2 separate regions of the Homo sapiens genome follow, and region 2 is linked to region 1. The links are chromatin loops, found by intact Hi-C in ENCODE. Cell type or tissue: thyroid gland. All regions are shown on one strand. Links, peaks and the distances in the headings refer to the core of each region. The heading gives the core; the rest is flanking DNA. Region 1 overlaps FAM76A (family with sequence similarity 76 member A). Region 2 overlaps STX12 (syntaxin 12).

Evidence for each region. A loop is a pair of places that touch in the nucleus more often than their neighbours do. Peaks named below come from ENCODE experiments on the same cell type or tissue, not always from the same donor. Only the 100,000 strongest peaks of a DNase experiment are listed, where the experiment ranks them.
Region 2: it touches region 1 in a loop (1.9-fold over the local background); 1 of 110 quality-filtered maps calls a loop at or near these places.

Annotation. Positions count from the first base shown.
Region 1 is chr1:27,753,072-27,758,452 of GRCh38, forward strand. It overlaps FAM76A (family with sequence similarity 76 member A), which reads left to right. Exons shown (of 9, transcript NM_152660.3): 7 at 2,124-2,259. Among named protein-coding and RNA genes, the nearest start is that of STX12, 17 kb to the right of the region's middle. In thyroid gland, for the core only: no CTCF peak of the experiment used is centred there; DNase peaks (open chromatin) are centred at 2,410 and 2,930; H3K27ac peaks cover 1,274 bases.
Region 2 is chr1:27,814,684-27,820,064 of GRCh38, forward strand. STX12 (syntaxin 12) reads left to right here. Exons shown (of 9, transcript NM_177424.3): 7 at 3,168-3,240; 8 at 4,967-5,049. Among named protein-coding and RNA genes, the nearest start is that of PPP1R8, 13 kb to the right of the region's middle. In thyroid gland, for the core only: no CTCF peak of the experiment used is centred there; a DNase peak (open chromatin) is centred at 2,838; H3K27ac peaks cover 3,269 bases.

The sequences.
Region 1 (5,381 bases), core at 109-5,108:
ATCACTTGAACCCAGGAGGCAGAGGTTGTGGTGAGCTGGAGGTTGTGGTGAGCCGAGATCATGCCATTGCACTCCAGCCTAGGCAACAAGAGTGAAACTCTGTCTCAAAAAGAAAAAAAGAGAAAAGAGAGAGTTAGTGAGGTCAGTCCCTAACACAGGATAGAAAGGATGGGTGTTGTCAACTATTTATTGGTATGGGGGGAATCCTCTCACAAGAAGCAGGAAGGGTAGGGCATTAAGAGGTTTGGGGACAACAAAAAGTTACTTACATTAGCTCATTACTCTAGTTATGGGTTTAAATAGACTCTATTCAGTTGAAGAAAGACAGGTCCTTAGCAGGTATTGAAACAGATGTGAGACTGCAGCTCTAAGGGTGCTTCCAGATCTGAAACTAGTGGAGACTGTAATAGGTCCTTTCAGTACTTTCTCCTGCACACCTTGTTTTATGATTTTGCATTTATTTTTGTTATGCAGTAATTCCATCCATTCATTAGTTATGAGAGCATTGATTCATTCTTCCTCTGACAGTCTTCTCATATGCTTCATGTAAACTGAGAGGAGGGTAGGAATATTCTTGTCGATTATTTATGTCTTCCAGTCCTAGCCATAGAAATGTTTGACTTGGTAACTGTGAGGTAGTTTGTCCACTGGTTAGGCTTGCTATTTGGAGTTTCTTCCTGTGTAGAGAAATGTTGGCTATTAGATGTGGTTTAGGATATAAGAACAGTGAGTCGTTACTATATATAGGGAGTTGAGAATGAGTATTCCAGTGTCTGCTTAGGAAAAACAGGTTTGTGTTTTACTTTAAAGATTGTCCTGGGAAAAGTAAAGAGCGTTCTTTGAGAACTCTCTAGAGAACAGGATTTGACCCTCTTGGCAGTGATTCCTTAACTTGCTTTGAGTCTGAGGCACTTCTGACTGGCCATTGAAAGCTATGGATCCTCACTCTAAAAACCACCCATTATATGTGTAGACAAGATTGTACATATAATTTTGGGGTTTTGCAGATTTCCTGAAACTATCCCTTCTTTTTTTTTTTTTTTTTTTTTTTTGAGACGGAGTTTCGCTCTTGTTGCCCAGGCTGGAGTGCAATGGCGCAATCTTGGCTCACTGCAACCTCCGCCTCCCAGGTTCAAGCAATTGTCCTGTCTCAGCCTCCCAAGTAGCTGGGATTACAGGCATGCACCACCACGGCCAGCTAATTTTTTATTTTTAGTAGAGATGAGGTTTCTCCATGTTGGTCAGGCTGGTCTTGAACTCCTGACCTCAGGTGATCCGCCTGCCTTGGCCTCCCAAAGTGCTGGGATTATAGGCGTGAGCCACCGCGCCCGGCCTAAAACTGCCCCTTCTTAAGAGGCTCTGCTAAAAGGACATGGAGTCCATCTGGCACTTTGACAAAATAGAGTGCTCTAATGCTGTTATTGGGAGGAATCTGTTAAAAGCCCAAGTTGTTGTGTGACTCTGGAGTTTGCCACCTCTTTGTTCCGTTACTAAAGCAATGTTACAGAATTCCTGATATTGGAAATGACAATCTGCAGGCCATTTGTAGTGTAGGGGAAGCTGGCTTCATTCCTGTTTCATCTTTTTTGAAAAAGAACTGACTGCTCCTGGGTGGGAATCCAGCAGCTTCTCGGCAGATACACTGACTGCATTGCGGTGCTTTGGGACAGAAGACAAGGACCTGAAAGATGAGCTCTGAGGGAAGCATTAAAGAAAAATGCATGAGCTCACAGTTTATAATTTATCTGGAATTCTAAGGAATTTATCTAATCACAAAAATTAGGATGGTTTTTCTAGTACATCACTGGGGATCTTTAAGGAACCTGAAACAGTATCCTTAGCTCTTGGGATGTGGCATTTATTTCCGTCCTAAATGTGAGAGAAGATGCTGCAGGGATGCTGCCAGGTTGTGGCTTTGGTTCGTAGAGTTATCTGATGGCCACCTTACCTCTGCAGTTCAGCTCAGCAAGTGCCGTTGAGCCCAGCATGTGTGGTGCAATGTGCTTGATGCTAGGATTCCTGCCCTTTAGGAGCTTGCAGACAAGTGGTCTAGGATGCATCCTCAGGTAGAGAAAAGTTTATCCATCCAAGTTAAAATATTTTCCCCTGATTTTTAAATTTAGCTTCTCCCCAGACCTGGCTCTGGACTCACCAGGCACTGACCACTTTGTCATCATTGCCCAACTGAAGGAAGAAGTGGCTACCCTGAAGAAGATGTTGCATCAAAAGGATCAAATGATTTTAGAGAAAGAGAAGAAGGTATGGTTTAGTTAATTCCTCTCTGACCAGAATGATGCGAGGGTGAGATATGTGGTATGGGACATGATAATAACCCTTTTTAACTGATGTTTGTTGAGAGCCTATGTCAAGGTTGGGATATCCTGGGGAGAGGCTGGCTGTCTGCCAAGATGACTTTTGGGATGGCATTACTCCAGTCAGTTGGGCTCAAAAAACTGATTTTTCTCAGCACTTGCAGCTTCCACTTCTCAAAGAGGACATTTTGTTTTTTGTTTTGTTTTTGAGACAGGGTCTCAGCTGTGTCACCCTGGCTGGAGTGCAGTGGCACAATCATGGCTACTGCAGCCTCTAACTTCCAGTCTCAGGCAATCCTCCCATCTCAGCCCACTTAGTAGCTTGGACTACAGGCATGTGCCACTGTACCCGGCCAATTTTTAAAATTTTTTGTAGAGACATGGTCTTATTATGTTGCCCAGACTGGTCTTGAACTCCTGGTCTTAAGTGATCCTTCCATTTTAGCCTCCCAAAGTGCTAGGATTACAAATGTGAGCCATTGCCCCTGGCCTCAGAGAGGACATTTGTTAACTGAGCTTACAGAGACAATGTATAAAAAAACCAGTGTTCACATCTCAGTTCACAGCGGAGCATGTAACAAACAGTACACAGTTCTTGGCATGAGCTACCTGGAGAGGCTGTAATCAGAAGGTGCTGAATAAGCATAGAGTTGGGACACGAGGAGGTAGTTATGTAACTGGAATGTTCAGTGCTGTCCGGCTAAAAGAACCTAATGTCTCTTTCTCTTCTCATGGGGATGGCCATGTCTGTGGGACAATAATACTCAAAGTTCATGGGACATTTCTTCCTCTTCCCTGAACAGCGTTCATGTGGGCCTTCTGCCATGACTCTTATGTCACTGTGCTTCCACTGCTGACAACTCTTACTAAGTGACCCATCTTTAATATGTTAATATTTTAATATCTTAGTTTATCTTCAGTATTAATACTCTTTTTTTTCTTTTTTTGTTTTTTGAGACAGAGTCTCTGTCGCCCAGGCTCACTGCAACCTCTGCCTCCTGAGTTCAAGCGATTCTCCTACCTCAACCTCTCAAGTAGCTGGGATTACAGGTGCCTGCCACCATGCCTGGCTAATTTTTCTATTTTCAGTAGAGATGGGGTTTCGCCATGTTGGACAGGCTGGTCTCGAACTCCTCATCTGAAGTGATCTGCCTGCCTCATCTTCCCAAAGTGTTGGGATTACAGGTGTGAGCCACTGTGCCCGGCCTCAGTGTTAATATTTTATTTTCACATCAGAATATCTTCTATCTTATATTTCTAATATCTTCACATTAATATCTTCAGAATAAGACCAGTCTTATTATGGTCTGAAGTTGTCTTCCATTTTTACATTCTTACTCTGATTCATGTCTGTTATCTTGTTTTCAGGTTTTCTAAATAGTATCTCATTTTTAGGCTGGGCACACTGGCTCACACCTGTAATCCCAACACTTTGGGAGGCTGAAGCAGGCAGATTGCTTGAGCCCAGGAATTCAAGACCAGCCTGGGCCATTGGTGAAACCTCATCTCTGCAAAAAATACAAAAATTAGCAGGGCTTGATGGTGTGCACCTATGGTCCCAGCTACTTGGGAGGCTAAGGTGGGAGGATCACCTTAGCCTGGGAGGTCAAGGCTGTGGTGAGCAGTGATCATACCACTGCACTCCAGCCTGTGGGTGACAGAGCCAGACCCTGTCTCCAAAAACAAACAAAAAAGAATATCTCATTTTGCCTTAATATTATAATAATAATAGCTAACTTTTATTGGATGCTAACTTCGTGCCTAGCTCTGTTTTAAGTGCTTTATATGTATTAACTCATTTATTCTTTTTTTTTTTTTTTTTTTTTTTTTGAGACAGAGTCTTGCTCTGTCACCCAGGCTGGAGTGCAGTGGTGCAATAGTTCACTGCAACCTCTGACTCCTGGGTTTAAGTGATTCTTGTGCCTCAGCCTCCTGAATAGCTAGCTGGGACTACAGGCGTGCACCACCACACCTGGCTGATTTTTGTTTTTGTTTTTGATTGAGACAGGGTCTTGCTCTGTCACCCAAGCTGGAGTGCAGTGGTGCAATCTCTGCTCACTGCAACCTCTGCCTCCCTGGGTTCAAGTGATTCTCCTGCCTCAGCCTCCCGAGTAGCTCGGATTACAGGCATGTGGCACCACAGCCAGCTAATTTTTGTATTTTTCATAGAGATGGGGGTCTCACCATGTTGGCCGGGCTGGTCTTGAACTCCTGACCTCAAGTGACCCGCCCACCTCGGCCTCCCAAAGTGCTGGGATTACAGGCATGAGCTACCATGCCTGGCCCATTTATTCTTATAAAAAGCCTTTGAGGCCGGGCTTGGTGGCTCATGCCTGTAATCCCACCATTTTGGGAGGCCAAGGCGGGTGGATCACGAGGGCAGGAGATCAAGACCATCCTGGCTAACACGGTGAAACCCTGTCTCTACTAAAAATACAAAAAAATTAGCTGGGCGTGGTGGTGGGCGCCTGTAGTCCCAGCTACTCGGGAGGCTGAGGCAGGAGAATGGCGTGAACCGGTGAGGCGGAGCTTGCTGTGAGCCAAGATCGTGCCACTGCACTCCAGCCTGGGCTACAGAGCAAGACTCCATCTCAAAAAAAAAAAAAAGCCTTTGAGGTGGGAATTGTTACAATCATTTCATAGATGAAGAATGCCTCCAGTATTTTTCTTCTTAGGGGTTTCTGATCTCCCCTGGCTCTTTATGTTGTTTTCTGCCAAGTTCAGAATGCTGTGATTCATTCTGAATAGCTAAGACATTGATGTAAATTCCTTACTTGCATTCATCTAATTTCTACCTCATTTTACAGATGAGGAAACAGACCCGAAGAGGTTAATATGTCCAAACCACACAGCTAGTAAATGGCGGAACAAGGGACTGGAAGTCTTTCTGACTCTACTGTTCTTTCTACTGTGCTATGCTTTCTCCTGCTAGGAAGGTGGAAATTCATGGGAAGAGATCTGTGTTCTATCCACATAACTACATGACTGTCAAGTGAAAATGGCCCAAGTATATTCTCTCCATGGACTAGATCAGAATGGCACATAAAAGGATTTTTGTAAAACAGGGAC
Region 2 (5,381 bases), core at 244-5,243, 62 kb after region 1:
ACTAAAAACACAAAAAATTAGCCGGGTGTGGTGGTGCATGCCTGTAATTCCAGCTACTGGGGAGGCTGAGGCAGGAGAAGTGCTTGAACCTGGGAGGCGGAGGTTGCAGTGAGCAATTGCACTCCAGCCTGGCAACAGAGCGAGACTCTGTCTCAAAAAAAAAAAAAAAAATACAGTTGGCCCTCGATATATTTAGGTTTCACATCCTCAGACTCAAGCAACCGTGGAGTGAAAATATTTAAAAAAAACTAAAAAATAATACAACAATAAAAAATAATACAAATGTAAAAACCAATACAGTGTAACAGTATTTTATATAACACATTGTATTAGTTCAGTACATTACTAATACAATGTAAGTGCTATGTAAAATAGTAATGTAGTATAAAATAGTAATGTAACATTATATAAGTAATATAGAGATGATTTAGAATATAGGAGAGAATGGGCACAAGTTATATGCAAATACTATGCCATTTTATATCAGTGACTTAGAGGGAGGGAGTCCTGGAACCAATCCCCCACGGATACCAAGGGACGAATGTACCGTTATAGCAAAGTGGAGTGAGACATATGGAGCTAAGGAAAGAAATGTAATGGATGCCAGGGTATAATGGATCATTTCATATTCAACAGAGGAAAGTCCAAATTCCTTAGCCTAGGTTCAATTTTCGTATCTAGTAATTTCCAAACTCTGACATACACATTCTATGTTATGGCAAAGCTAGGTTATTTGCTCTTTAACTGAGTTGCCTTTCTGTTCATATGACCTCTCCTTTGCTTTAAGGCACAACTCATGTCTTACCTCTTCTGCAGAGTCTTCCTTTTCTCCACACCTTTCTATACCATTAATTCAGCCATTTCCTATATAGTACTCTTCCTTCTTATTTATTTTATTGTGCACTTATTCCCCACGTCCACCCCAGTTAGCTGTATTCACAGCAACTAGCAGACTACCCCAACTATGGTAGACTCTTAGCAAGTGATTGAAATGCTGACAAGACTTGCTTTAGCAGATAGTCCACTATAGTAGACTCTTAGCAAGTGATTGAAATGCTTGCCAGGTTATGATTCCAATAACCCTTCAAACCTGGAAGGGAATTGCCCTCAAATTTCCATAGGGTCATGCCCCATATGAGCACCCCTTTAATAAGACAGGTTTCCATTGTCTTTCTTCTGCCTGATCATGAGTCAGAAAAACTCAAATATAGGCCAGACGTGGTGGTTCACACCTGTAATCCCAGCACTTTGGGAGGCCGAGGCAGGCGGATCAGTTGAGGTCAGGAATTCGAGACCAGCCTGGCCAATGTGGTGAAACTCTGTCTCTACTAAAAATACAAAAATTAGGGCCGGGCACAGTACAAGCTCACGCCTGTAATCCCAGCACTTTGGGAGGCCAAAGTGGGTGGATCACCTGAGGTCAGGAGTTCGAGACCAGCCTGACCAACATGGTGAAACCCCATCTCTACTAAATATAAAGAATTAGCCAGGCATGGTGGTACATCCTGTAATCCCAGGTACCTGGGAGGCTGAGGCAGGAGAATTGCTTGAACCCAGGAGGCGGAAGTTGCAGTGAGCCGAGATTGCACCATTGCACTCCAGCCTAGCAACAAGAGTGAAACTCTACCTCAGAAAAAAAAAATAGCCGGGCGTGGTGGTGCACGACTGTAATCCCATCTACTGGGGAGGATGAGGCAGGAGAATCACTCAAACCCAGGGGATGGAGGTTGCAGGGAGTTGAGATTGTGCCACTGCACTCCAGCCTGGATGACAGAGCAAGACTCTGTCTCAAAAAAAACAAGTAATAAATAAAAATAAATAAAAAGAAAGAAGGGACGGAGGCTGGGCGCGGTGGATCATGCCTGTAATCCCAGCATTTTGGGAGGCCGAGGCAGGCGGATCAGGAAGGAAGGGAGGGAGGGAGGGATAGAGAGAGAAGGGAGGGAGGGAGGGAGGCCAGGCACAGTGACTCATGCCTGTAATCCCAGCACTTTGGGAGGCCAAGGCAGTGGATCACGATGTCAGGAGTTCAAGACCAGCCTGGCCAACATGGTGAAACCCCGTCTCTACTAAAAATAAAAAATTATCCGGGCGTGGTGGCATGGGCCTGTAATCCCAGCTACTCAGGAGGCTGAGGCAGGTGAATTGCTTGAATCCGGGAGGTGGAGGTTGCAGTGAGACGAGATTGTGCCACTGCACTCCAGCCTGGGTGACAGAGCAAGACTCTGTCTCAAAAAAAAAAGAAAGAGAAAGGAAGGAAAGAGAGAGGAGAAAGAAGGAAGGGAGGGAGGGAAAAAAGGAAGGAAGGGGAGGGAGGAAGGAAAGGAAAGGGAAGGGAGAGAGAGAGAAGGAAGGAAAGAGAGGGAGGGAGGAAGGAAGGAAGGAAAGAAGGAAGGAAAGAAAAGGAAGAAAAAAGAAAGGGAGGGAGAGAAGGAGGGAGGGAGGGAGAAAGACCCAAATATAGGGGATTTTGCCAATGTTAAATTCTTCCACTGCTGTTAGGAAAACAAGCTGCAGTTCAGCCCACTGAGCTGATTTGTGTTTACCTTCTTTGATCAGAGCAGTAAATAGGTTGTAGTCCATTCACTTTGGAACTGCTATCCACAGACCATCAGCTTTTTGTCAGTCAGTTGGGAGTTACCATAGGGCATTGTCCAGTGATGACAGAATCCAGCAACTCCTCACACAGTTCCAGAGTCAATCCCAGGGGAAAAGAGGCTCCTTACTTGTAGCTCCTCCTTGCATTCCTCAGATAGCATGATCTTGTATAAACATTTAAATTCTGTAGTCCAAAGTCCCAGTGGTTGTCATCGGGAGGCACTCAACAGGCTTTTGTCACAAGGCCTAGCAGTCTCCACATAGGGCTATCACACCAAGAATTTGTCTATATCAGCACTCCAGCCTTCTGCTGTACTGTTTGGACTTGGGCGCTCTTACTGGTTCTCATGTAGCATGTCCCATTAATGTTGCTTGAAGAGTGAGTTTATGTGCCTTCTGTTTTACAATATTGGGTAGGCAGCAATAGATTATTTTCTGTTTATGGAGAAAGCATGCTTTGTAGAGCCTTAAAAACACACGTGTTAATAGCTAAAACTTTAGGTACGTGAGGGAAACAAATCTTCTAACATGTTGCTTAATGTTAGTTAATTGTTTTTTGTCTTCCTTAGGCTGACATTTTGGATGTCAATCAGATATTTAAAGATTTGGCCATGATGATCCATGACCAGGGTGATCTGATTGGTATGTATTATTGATACCTTTAACCTCAAGGTGAGTTGATAGTATTTGGCATGCATCTGTAATCCCAGCTACTCAGAAGGCTGAGGCTGAAGCACCATCTAGGAGTTTGAAGCCAACCTGGGCAACATAATGAGAATTTGTCTCTTAAAAAAGAAAGAAAGAAAGAAAAAGGAGTTAGGCTAGGCGTGGTGGCTCAGGCCTGTAATCCCAGCACTTTGGGAAGCCCAAGCGGGCAGATCATGAGGTCAGGAGATGGAGACCATCCTGGCTCACACGGTGAAACCCGTCTCTACTAAAAATACAAAAAATTAGCTACGCCTGGTGGCATGCACCTGTAGTCCCAGCTACTCGGGAGGCTGAGGCAGGAGAATCCCTTGAACCCAGGAGGTGGAGGTTGCAGTGAGCCGAGATTGCGCCACTGTATTCCAGCCTGGGTGACAGAATGAGACTTCGTCTCAATTAAAAAAAAAAAAAAAATGGAGTTAGTCATATCAGCTATAGAGTTAAAGTATGTTTAGGAATGCCGTTTTAAAAATTACCAAATTTATTTTTCGTAGCAATTTTTTTATGTTATCAAATGTAGAAGTTAAATGAGGCCTCATGAATACTCAGTCCCATTGACTTCTTTGTACATCTTTGTTTAGAGAAATAGCTCTCAGCTTCCCAGCTTTTATCTCAACAAACTTGCAAAATTATGGGGTTAGTAACCCTTTTTTTTTTTTTGAGACGGAGTTTTGCTGTTGTTGCCCAGGCTGGAGTGCGATGGTGCGATCTTGGCTCACCACAACCTCCGCCTCCTGGGTTCAAACAATTCTGCTGCCTCAGCCTCCCGAGTAGCTGGGATTACAAGCATGTGCCACCACGCCCGCTAATTTTGTAGTTTTAGTAGAGACGGGGTTTCTCCATGTTGGTCAGGCTGGTCTTGAACTCTCGACCTCAGGTGATCTGCCCGCCTTGGCCTCCCAGGTGGTGGGATTACAGGCGTGAGCCACCACGCCTGGCCAGTAACTCTTTTTTTTAAAGCTTTCTATGTGGAAATAATTTCGAGTTTATTAAAAGTTGCAAAAATAGGCTGGGCATGGTTGCTCACGCTTGTAATCCCAGCACTTTGGGAGGCTGAGGTGGGAGGATCACTTGAAGCCAGGAGTTCAAGACTAGCCTAGGCAACATAGTAAGACCCTGTCTTTACCAAAAAATTAGCCAGGCATAGTAACATGCACCTGTAGTCCTAGCTACTCAGGAGGCTGAGGTGGGAAGATCACTTGAACCCAGGAGTTGGAGGCTACGGTGAACTATTATTGTACCACTGCACTCCAGTCTAGGTGACAGAGTGAGATCCCGTCTCTTAAAAAAAAAAAAAAAAAAAAGGTAGCAAAAATAAAAATATTATAAGGACCTTCTTTATACCCTTTACCCAGATTTACCTCTTGTTAACATTCTACCCCATTTGCTTTATTATGTATTCTTTCTCTCTTTCTCTATGTGTATCTACATAATTTTTTATGAATCATTTATGGGTAAGTTAAATACTTCATAGCCCCCAAAAATTCATTGTTTTTTCTCCAAAGAAAAGGCTAGTCTCTTACCAAGGTAGTAACTCGATTTCATGGCTGGATAGTTTGGATAGTGGTAGTGAAACCAGGACATGTAACATCAGAAATCTGTTCAATTTGCAGTCTTAAAACATCTGAGTGTGTTAAAACATCCTCTGTCCTTCCTTTTGCAGATAGCATAGAAGCCAATGTGGAAAGCTCAGAGGTGCACGTCGAAAGAGCCACTGAACAGTTACAGCGAGCTGCTTACTATCAGGTAAAAGCGGGTACCAAAGAAAGTCACTCTGTGTTGCAGACTTTTTAGGCCATCAGAGTACATTGACATATTGAGAACAGCTACAGCCTTTGCTTAGGTTTAAGCTAAAGGAAAGTAGTCATAATTGCAGTCCCAGTTCCATTTTTATTATTTTCCTTTGCAGATAGATCTACAAAAAATAATCACACCTTGAATAAACTTATCAGAAGGCTAGTAACTGCAAAGCTAACCCTATACACTAATATGATACCTAAATCTGCTATGAGGCTGTTTTATATCCCGAACAGCTGAATGTATTTCAATTAGGATAGTAAGAAGTACAGTTAAAGTAG